Regions from separate parts of the Homo sapiens genome. Here region 1 is linked to region 2. The links are chromatin contacts, found by Hi-C or POLR2A ChIA-PET in ENCODE. All regions are on one chromosome and are shown on one strand. Each heading gives the region's core, a stretch centred on a gene start or an enhancer-like site at or near the end of the contact. The rest is flanking DNA. Distances are from core to core; before and after follow the strand shown. Region 1 holds the start of LOC105378507 (a long non-coding RNA gene). Region 2 has its middle 100 kb from the start of LINC00867.

Region 1 (4,503 bases), core at 84-2,583, 42 kb before region 2:
GTTGGCCTCAAGGAGCCACAGGCCAAGTGACCCTTCAAACACCAGGCATCTCCTAATTCCTTGCTGAATGACAAGTACTCCTCATGTGAGGCTGACTGCTCTCTAAAAGGGACAAATGATCGACAAGATCCACATATGAAAAGCAGCAAGAATTTTGCAAAAATCTGACTTGAGAAAACTATAACATATTTAACACAAAGATGTATGAGAATGGGTGGTGGAGGTTTGATTTGCTTTTCAGTTAGGACACATTTGCAGATACAGGCATATTCCGCTGGCACATTCTGCTTGGCACTGGATCAGAGACTCATGGTTCTGTGCTCACCAAGTGGGCTGTCCTGTTCCATGACAGTGAAGTAGCAATGCCACCCAGGGTGAGGGGAGCGGAACAGCAGGGCACCATCGTGGGCCCTCAACCGTTCAAGGACATTTTAGTGAACGAGCTCACCTTGCTTTCATTTGCTGTCTGACTGAAGCGCCCTCTCCTTTGAACTCGGCAGGAGTGCCTAGTGGCTGAGAGTGGGGAGAAAGCAAAAGACACTTGTCAGACAGGGCTCTACTGAGGTTTTCTTCTTCCCTGCAACCTGAGCTCATGTGCCTGGACTCTCTCTGCCTTAGGGTGAGGCTTTTCCCAACAGGCTCCTGTTCCCTTGTGCAAATCGATTCTTGGCACATTTTTTCCCTAATGCCTGGGCAAGTCTGAATTCTTCAGAGTCCAGCTTAGGCTGCAAAATAGAACTCCTGCTACACAGTGGCCCTAAACACTCAAAATGATAGCTTGTCAAGACAAGGGAATCCGCAGAGCACAAAGGTGGTGAAATCTCAGTGACTCATGTTCTTAACACATTGCTTCATGCTCCCAGCCAACAGACTCATTTCTGTGGGCTTTGAATTTAGGTTTGGGCCTTCCTCCCCTAAGGCAATGGCATCACAGCCATTCCCAGAAGGACCAAATATAGGGTCATCAGCACAGGGCAAATACCCTATGAAGTTGCATATGAACCTTAATTCCCAAACTCAGGTAAACTAAGACCCCATGACACAAGAGTCTTTTAAGGTGGTCGACCCAAGCGAAGCTGCATCGTGAGAGAGAGATGATCACAGGCTTTGGTATCAGACCGAGTGGGGTTGACACTTGTTTGGCTACCTACTAACCATGTGACCTTGGGCGGTTTACTTATCTAATCTCTGCCTTAGGTTTTCCCATCTGTAAAGGAGCAAAATCATATGTATTTGTGGGGTTTTATGAATAATCATAGGAGATGATGAGTCAAAAGTGCCTCACCTGGGCCCAGCAGCCAGGAGCTGGGATGGTTGCTGGCACAGACGCTGTGGCTGTGACTACACTTCCAGGAGGGCTGTGACCACACTTCCAGGAGGGCTGTGACCCAAGGTCTGGATGTGCAGAGCAGATGAGGCAGGAAGGCCAGGTGAGGGTGAGAGGAAAAGAGGAATAGGGCATTTCTGAGAGGGGGAATAGCAAAGCAAAAGCATGGATAAATAGGAGTGTTGGGTGCAAGGGACTGGAAGAACTCCTTGTAGAGGATCCTTTTCAAGGAATTTTCAAGATCTCAGGGTTTAGATTTAGAAGCCTCCCTGTATTCTCCATCCTCTGCACAACTCCTGGTTAAATCCAGGCCCAGGTGGAATGTTGAGATAGCCTGGTCTAGACTGGTTGATGGGCCATTCGGGCCTTATGCATTTTGTGCAGGGCAGCCATCTGTTTTTATGTCATGATAAGAGATGTCAACAGATATTGTGTTTTTTATGGCAAACTGCCAATGATGCTAAAAGGTAATCACAGGCTATAAATCCACTCAAGTCACGCCAGCAAGGGTTTTTTAAGCATCTACTATGTGCTTAGCACTGTGCCTTAGACTACAATGAATAGACTTAATTTATCTATGCTTCTTTTATTGTTATTTATTTATTTATTTATTTATTTATTTATTTATTTATTTTGAGACAGGGTCTCACTCCGATGCCCAGGCTGGAGTGCTGTGGCGCAATCTTGGCTCACTGCAACCTCCGCCTTCTGGGTTTAAGGGATTCTCGTGCCTCAGCCTCCCAAGTAGCTGGGATTACAGGTACCCACCACCATGTCCAGCTACTTTTTATATTTTTAGTAGAGACGGAGTTTCACCATGTTGGACAGGCTGGTCTCGAACTCCTGACCTCAAGTGATCCTCCCACCTCGGCCTCCCAAAGTGTTGGGATTACAGGCATGAGCCCCCACGCCCAGCCTATCTGTGCTTCTTTTAGATCAAGCTTGGACTAAACAGCTTCTGTGTTTTTCAGTATTTTTTTCTAGTTCTAAACTAAGAGAATGTCCTTAAGGAGCTTAGAAGTGTGCTGAGAGGATACTTTTACTGTGAGAAATATTATAAACAAAATATAACCAAGTACATGTGTTTTACTAGCAATCAGCTTAATTCTGAGTTCATAATAATAGCCACTAAGCAGAGGTCAGTAAGCCTTGTAGTACGCCTCTTAGTATCTAGTATGGGGAAATCACTTCACATTTGGGGCTGCAGAGAATGCAGCCCCAAATCAAACCTTAAATCACACACAACTTTGAAGTATAAGAGTTAACTGTGGAGGAGAGAACATTCGATGTGATGCCACGTTCCCTCTGAGAGTCTGAGCCCAGCGTTTGTGCGACACAAAGTTATTAAAGGTGAGGTTTTCTATTTCAGGTCTGATGGGAAGATTCTATATTTGGTGACTGTAATCACAGATAGATTGAGATGGTTTTTTCCTATTCAGCTGCTTATGAACAAGCACAATTAGAAGTTGACAGCAAACACGCTTCACAAAAATTATCACATTTAGTGTGATTCCCATAATAAAAACAGGAGTGAGCTCAGGAGTCTTTTCAATTTACACAAATAGCCCTGGGGTCTCTCAACAGTCACTGCCGGTCCAATGTTTCTGAGTAAACTTTATTAGGAAAACAGATTGAAAACTCCTGAGGTTTAGTTAAATCTTGGTTTAAAACACACACACACACACACACACAACAGACACATACACACAACAGACACACACACACACACACACACACAGATGAACTCACAACTTCTTATTCTCTCTTTCTTTAGCCAAAGCATCCAAGTAAGCACTACACAGACATGAAAAGAAATAAGAGGCACGAGTGGTCCTACAGCCACCACATTCCATGTGATGTGCTAAGTATTGAAGGCACTTCCTACACGTAGAGGATATTGTGACTCTAAGCCACAGCTGCCTGCCAGCCTCATTATTATTTGCAACACCCACTTGTGTACTATTTTAAGAGGTCTTTTATATATGCTATATGATTTAATCCTCATAAAAATCCTGAGAGAGGTTGATAGAGAAAGTATTTTCTATCTTGGTTTCTAGGGAAGAACAGGTGTTCAGAGGGGAGAACGTTAACTCACCCCAAATCATCCTGCTGTTAGGGGCTGGAGCAAGCCTTGAATCCTGGGATGGATCCTGCCTGATTTTCATGCCCTTGTTTCTTTAGGCATCAGGGAGGCAAGAAATAAACACATAAATTACTTATTCATTTAAAAAACATTCATTGAGCACTTATGCTGTGATTGCTCCATGCTAGGCATCGTGTATACAGTGGGGTGGTGTTTATTATTATTATTTTGTCTGCTCAGTATTTGGGAAACTATCCCTCACTCATTATTCCATAATATTCCTGTTCCTTCTACTTGATTTGGTCAAGGCTGACTCCACCCTCCTGTGGTAAGGGAGGACTGTGTCCCTGACTAGCCAATTAGAATTCCTCCTGCATGCATAGACTCTTGCGATTGGTTCAGGCATGAGCATATGACTTCAAATGGTTCAATCAGAGTCAGCCCTCGAACTTTTCACCAGAGATTTGAGCGACATCATTTACTTCTTTCTCTGGAAATGTAGGGGATCACATTGTCTCCATAGAGGGAAAAAGTATGTGACATTGGAGCAAAGAAAAAGCAAGCAGAGCTGAGAGACAAAGAGTACAAGAGTCATGACAGCTTCATCTGAACTCTGAATCCAGCACTTTGGATTTCCCAGTCACCTGAGGCAATACAGGCTCTTTTTAAAAAAAATTTAATATAATTTGAATTACTCAAGAAAGGAACAAGATAGGTAGGACTCTTCTACTGAAGAGACAAAACAGACAATAAACCAGTAAATGAATATATATGTATCAAATTTCAAAGTGTGGTATGTGTTATAAAGGTTAAACCCAGGGACAAAAGGTTTGACTGAGACAAAAATGCTATGGTCAAAAGAGGGAACTTTAAGTGTGGTCCAGCAGGGACGGGACTTATTTATTAGAGCATGTATTAGTTTGTTTTCACGCTGCTGATAAAGACATACCCCAAACTGGGAACGAAAAGAGGTTTAATTGGACTTACAGTTCCACATAGCTGGGGAGGCCTCAGAATCATGGCGGGAGGTGAAAGGCACTTCTTACATGGCAGCAGCAAGAGACAAATGAGAAAGAAGCAAAAGCTGAAACCC
Region 2 (5,051 bases), core at 507-3,006:
GAAAAGATTATTTCTCCTGAGTCATAAATTAGTATGAATGCCCAGTGAGGATAATTATAATAACGATAATGAAAACAATAGCAACCATTCATCTGTGCCAGGCACTGTGCAAAGATACTTTATAGCCATACAAATAGCTCTGCCATTTAAATTTCCCAATAATTTTGGGACAGAGACCTCACTATCCTCACCGACAAATGAGCAAACTAGGGCCCAGAGAAACGGTGCTATTGCTGGATAGCTACAAAGTGTAAGAGCCCCCAGGTCTGTGTGACCCCCAAAGCCCATGCTTGTAACCACCATGCTGAGCTCTGCCAGAAGTACGACTGGTGCTCTGGGGTACCTGAGGCTGATTGTACCACAATGGCCCATCAATCCCATTATTGCCAGCATGTCTCCTGGTGCACATATGCAAAAAATTCTCTAGAGCTGGAAGAGCTTGGCTGTACAGAATGTGTGTTATCAGCTTCATAGACATTACCTAGATGTTCATTATGTATTACATATTGATTTAATACACACTAGTTATTATTAAATTTCAATTAATTAGTTATTCATTATTAATTAGTTGTTAAATATTAAATAGTGATTGTGCCAATTCAAAAATTTTCCACTTTCTCCACATCCTTGTTTTCATCTGGATCTGTTATTGCCAGATTTTTTTAATGAATGATATGTTGGGAGCTGAATACTGTCTCATCAAGATTTTGATCTGCATTTCCTTCATTCCTCATAAATCGTGCAATATACTGGCCATTTGGGCTCTCTCTTCTACGAATTGCCTGCTTGTGCTTTTTTCTCTTGTGTTCTATTGGGTTATTTGCCTTTAAAAAATAGATTTCTAGGAAATCTTTATATAGCCTGGATACTAAGATTTCATTGGACATTTGTGCTGCAAATATCTTCTGCTGACACTGTTTAAGGTGACTTTTACAAAAGTTGTATACAGGATAATTGTATACATCCGTTATTGCTTTTTTCTAGGCATTTTTGCATCCTATTTATAGATAGTCTCCTTTTTTGTTGTAAACTTCTAAGTTTGGGTTTTCAAACTGAGGCCTATATTACATTTGAGATATATTATTATTATTCTGTACTTTGACGTATGATCTAAATTTATTTTTGCACAGAAGAATAATCAGTTTCTCCAGTACCACTTATCCTGAGTGAGGGCCTTCTGCTCTGATTTAAAATATCCATCTCTCCTATATCAAGTTTCCATGCATATGTGGGTTTGTTTCTGAGCTTTGTCTATTCTTGTGCCAATACTGATTTAATTAACGTATCTTTATAAGCAAGTCATGCTTCTTAATTCTTGTTCAAATGAATTTTGTTATTCTTAGTTATATAGATTTTAGCCTCAGCATGTCAATAATCTACTAAAAAACGAATTTGTTGTCTGATGAATTAAATTCACTGATCTTTCAGTGTTTAAGGATTTGAGCACATCGTATAGTGGGTTTCACTCACCAGGTGAATTCATTCATTAATACAATTCATCTGCAGCTCACCCAAGCTGGCTTAAAGCTGACCATTGACTACATTTTTAACCCTCATTGCGTGTTTAATTAAATACATGTCAGGATTTTAGTTAATTTGATTAGTAAACTGAATCTGAGGTCTATGGGTCAGAAGATAGTTGGGCTTTGTAATTGTAGATAAGAATCACATGAAATCATATGAAGAAGAAAGTCATCTCTGCTTAGAATACAGCCGTCCCGATGCATTTTACAAAAGAAGCCACCAGAGGGCAGAATGAGCACGAGAGTCCCACTGGCTTTCCTGGGCAGAGGACGACAGAAGCCCTCATCAGTTCTGACCACCGCACGTTCAGTGTATTGAGCTGGGACAAACGTTTTTTGGGAGAGATGTTTTTCAGCTGCTTCTCAGGATGACGTTTGCTGCTGGTCTTGTCTCAGTTGAAGTATTTTCCCCCAGCACACCGAAAGAGGAGCTCACTTCCTGATTGTTGCAATCAAACCTTTGACTTTTGTCACAAGTAAATGCTGTTTAATGAAATTTAAAAAGGAAAAATAAACAAGCAAACAACACTCCAACCACGTAGCAGGATCTCAAACACTTCAGTGCAAAGCCAGGTGACTCACCAAATGATATAAGGTCATACTTCCAACTGGGCTATTTTCTAGCTGGCAACACTATTTCGTTTCTACTGATAAAAGATCCTATTTATTGGAGGGCAAGTTGATGGGTGGGTATTTCATGGCCACGGAAGTTATTTGGTGACAACCTGTCCACTTTTGCTTATATTGCCAACGCAAACAGCATGATCTTCTGGAGTACTGATTTGTTCACAAATAGAAAGGACATCACATTTTGTAATTCTCTTTGCCAAGGGAAACAAACCAAGGTATAATGTAGTTGTTCCTGTCAGGCTAGGTAGAAGAAAGGAGGAGCTGAACCTTCTGTGGGCGCATGCCTTCCATTCAGCATGTTTTGTGGAATGCGTGTTAGGCATTCTCCCTAGTTCGAGATGCCTTGGAGGCCACTGTCCTGTCTTGATTTAACTGAACCTCATTGAAAGAGATCCCTTCACACTGGGGAAGTCGTTCAGAACAGTAAAAGATAAGATCCTTCACATAAAAAAAAAAGTTTGAGTTTGACTACATCCGCAGTAGCTGTGATTATGACTTCTGTTATTTAGTTCAAAACTTATTACAGGGTTTCTTTGGTTCCCCATGAAATTCTTCCATCTTTATTTTCATGGCAAACAGTAGCTCAGATGTCCCCTCCTCTGGGATGCCTCCCTAGATGTCACCAAGCAACATCAGCTACTCTTTCTCTCAGAGGCTCTTACTCTTGTCACTGGCATGGCCAAAAAGTGTTTGAATGTTCATGCCAAGGCTACTGAGAACAGACAGCACGGGTCCCAGACACCAGCACAGATTTGGGCACATGGCATAACTCACCAGTGTTTGCAGAATTAAAGTGAGGGTCTATCCTCTCTTCCCAGGCCCTAAACAGAATCTTTGGAAAACACCACCAAGCTTTCATGTAACCATCTCGGTGTAACCCAGCAGGCTGCTTTGATGCGAGGAGCTTCAGCCACATGGCTCTGCTCTGCCGACATTTGGGTGTGTGTTCTCCAGAGCTCTGTAATATCTGAAAACTGATTTACCCTAGCTTAAATCCAAGGCTTTGACACTTCAAAAAGTTGAATTTTTCTTATTCAACATAATAAATGGCTTTCCTGTGCCTAGGAGTTTATGGTTTATGTCCTGGGAGGGAAAGAAAGGGTAATAAAAAGAATATGGCCTTCTGGGTCAGTCAATAGGTACTCAAATATTTGCTGTCAATTTGAGTCAATGATTCACAGAGTTGAAAATATTAAATACACTACAAATAATTCATGCATTGAGTGCCTTGCTAAGTGATTGACAGCTATGCTAAGTGCTTGCTTTAAAGTTTTATCTTCTTTAATCTTTAAAACTCTTTGAGGTAGATAATCTAGTTAGTCCCATTTTACAGATAGGAAAACTGAAGTTCAGAGAGTTTAAGTAAGTCTCCTGATGCCACACAGCTTGTAAGTGTCTGAGCCATGATTTGAACCCTGCCATTTTGACTCCAGCAGAGTTCCTGCACATGGAATGCATTAGATAAATAATAGATGTGCTCCCCTTCCTGTTCCTGCTGCAATGGCCTCCTAAAGCCTTTGTAAAAAATAATACTGTTATGGACTACTCAGGTTTAAAAAATGTGATATATATTTCTATTTAGCTCCTGCCCCTTCTGATCTTTCTCTAGTAATGTCTGGGAGCTACTGTATTCGATGAAAACAGAACTCCACGTCTCCAAGGCTACAGGCCTCCTGAAATGGAGAAGAGACCCCAAGCAAAGTGGTCTTTCCAGGAGACATCAAGTGCGGTCATCACAGTGACTCTCCTCTCATCTCCTCCTCACAGCATTGGACTTGCCTTTAAGATCTCCAGTTTAGAACAGCTTCAGCTGGGGGATGGCAATGGGGAATGGGATGGAAGCCAGAATTTGCTCTCCTAAATCTGGCCCGAGCGATAGAAGGCATCTTTGGCCTGAAGAAGTGTAATACAAAGAAAATCCTAATTGCTACAGCTAAGTAATTAGAAGATCCAACCTATATATCATAGTGTGGCCACCCCTTTAATTATGTGCACAGTTCGGTCGGTGACTAATGCATCTTCTTTCCTAGATGAGCGTATTTAATATCCTGTGATGGCAACAAGTTTCAAGCTGATTTATCGTTATTTTGTTTGGTCAGATGATTTTCCTGCATTTTAATGTGTTTTGTGGTTACATATTTGCTATGAACAAACAATGCTTTTCCCAGGTAGTACGCTCTAAAATGCTGGCTGCACGATTTGTTTACTATTCTTTTAGGCCTCTGAGAAATCAAAAAACATTATGTACTTATTTTTGAGTAGCTGCACTAAAATCTTAAACAGTCTCCTTAGAGCCCTTCTTTCTCTGGCAGTATGTACACACGCAATAAAATATTTGAAAAATTATCAATTTCTTTGAGTCTCATTCTGACACCTGGATAGGAAGTTTTGATATGAAACTCTAATAACCATATGACCAGCAGCATCCACTAACCGTGAGATGGTATCTGACTTCAAAGGTGCTAAGGACAACACATTCTAGAATGCACATGGTATTACATTAGACATGCCACTGAAATTTTAAAAAGTAGTAATAATAATAAACAGAACATTTTAAACATACACTCTAAAGGCTTATGCTCAGATCCAGTGAAGTGGTGGAAAGACTCCAGGCATTGGAATCAGACAGACTTGGGTTCAAATCCCAACTCTGTCTCTCATTAGCTGGGTGGTGCAAGGTGACTTTGTTTAACTTCACTGGAACTAAATTCCAGTAAAAAAGGAATCAGCTTACCTTCTTTGCACAGTGTCTCTGAGGATGAGAGACTTTGCCTAATGAGGCCCCCAGCCTGGTACCTGGGATACAGTGGGTGCTCAGTGAGTGCTAGCTCCTATTGTAATTGTAACCCGAATACATTTGGGCCTTCCTGCTCACAGAATCCAAAAGAAACACGAATC

What was found. A loop is a pair of places that touch in the nucleus more often than their neighbours do. ChIA-PET counts read pairs that join two places held with the same protein, here RNA polymerase II (POLR2A). Pooled maps may share reads with other maps.
Region 1: a loop to region 2 is called in a map of mammary epithelial cell, with 6 times the contacts of the local background. The contact joins two enhancer-like sites. A Hi-C loop is called at or near these places in 1 of 168 maps with a recorded cell type or tissue (mammary epithelial cell) and 1 of 50 pooled maps. POLR2A ChIA-PET finds 5 or more read pairs at or near these places in 3 of 52 experiments (MCF 10A, Panc1 and activated CD4-positive, alpha-beta T cell).

What each region holds. Positions count from the first base shown.
Region 1 is chr10:118,498,106-118,502,608 of GRCh38, reverse strand. LOC105378507 (a long non-coding RNA gene) reads right to left here and starts at 4,434. Exons shown (of 4, transcript XR_946354.2): 1 at 4,398-4,434; 2 at 3,423-3,502; 3 at 449-513. Within about 2 kb of position 1,333, at least 4 of the 41 ENCODE cell types and tissues checked have a DNase peak (open chromatin) inside an H3K27ac peak, as active enhancers do.
Region 2 is chr10:118,456,481-118,461,531 of GRCh38, reverse strand. No RefSeq gene overlaps it. Among named protein-coding and RNA genes, the nearest start is that of LINC00867, 100 kb to the right of the region's middle. Within about 2 kb of position 1,756, at least 3 of the 41 ENCODE cell types and tissues checked have a DNase peak (open chromatin) inside an H3K27ac peak, as active enhancers do.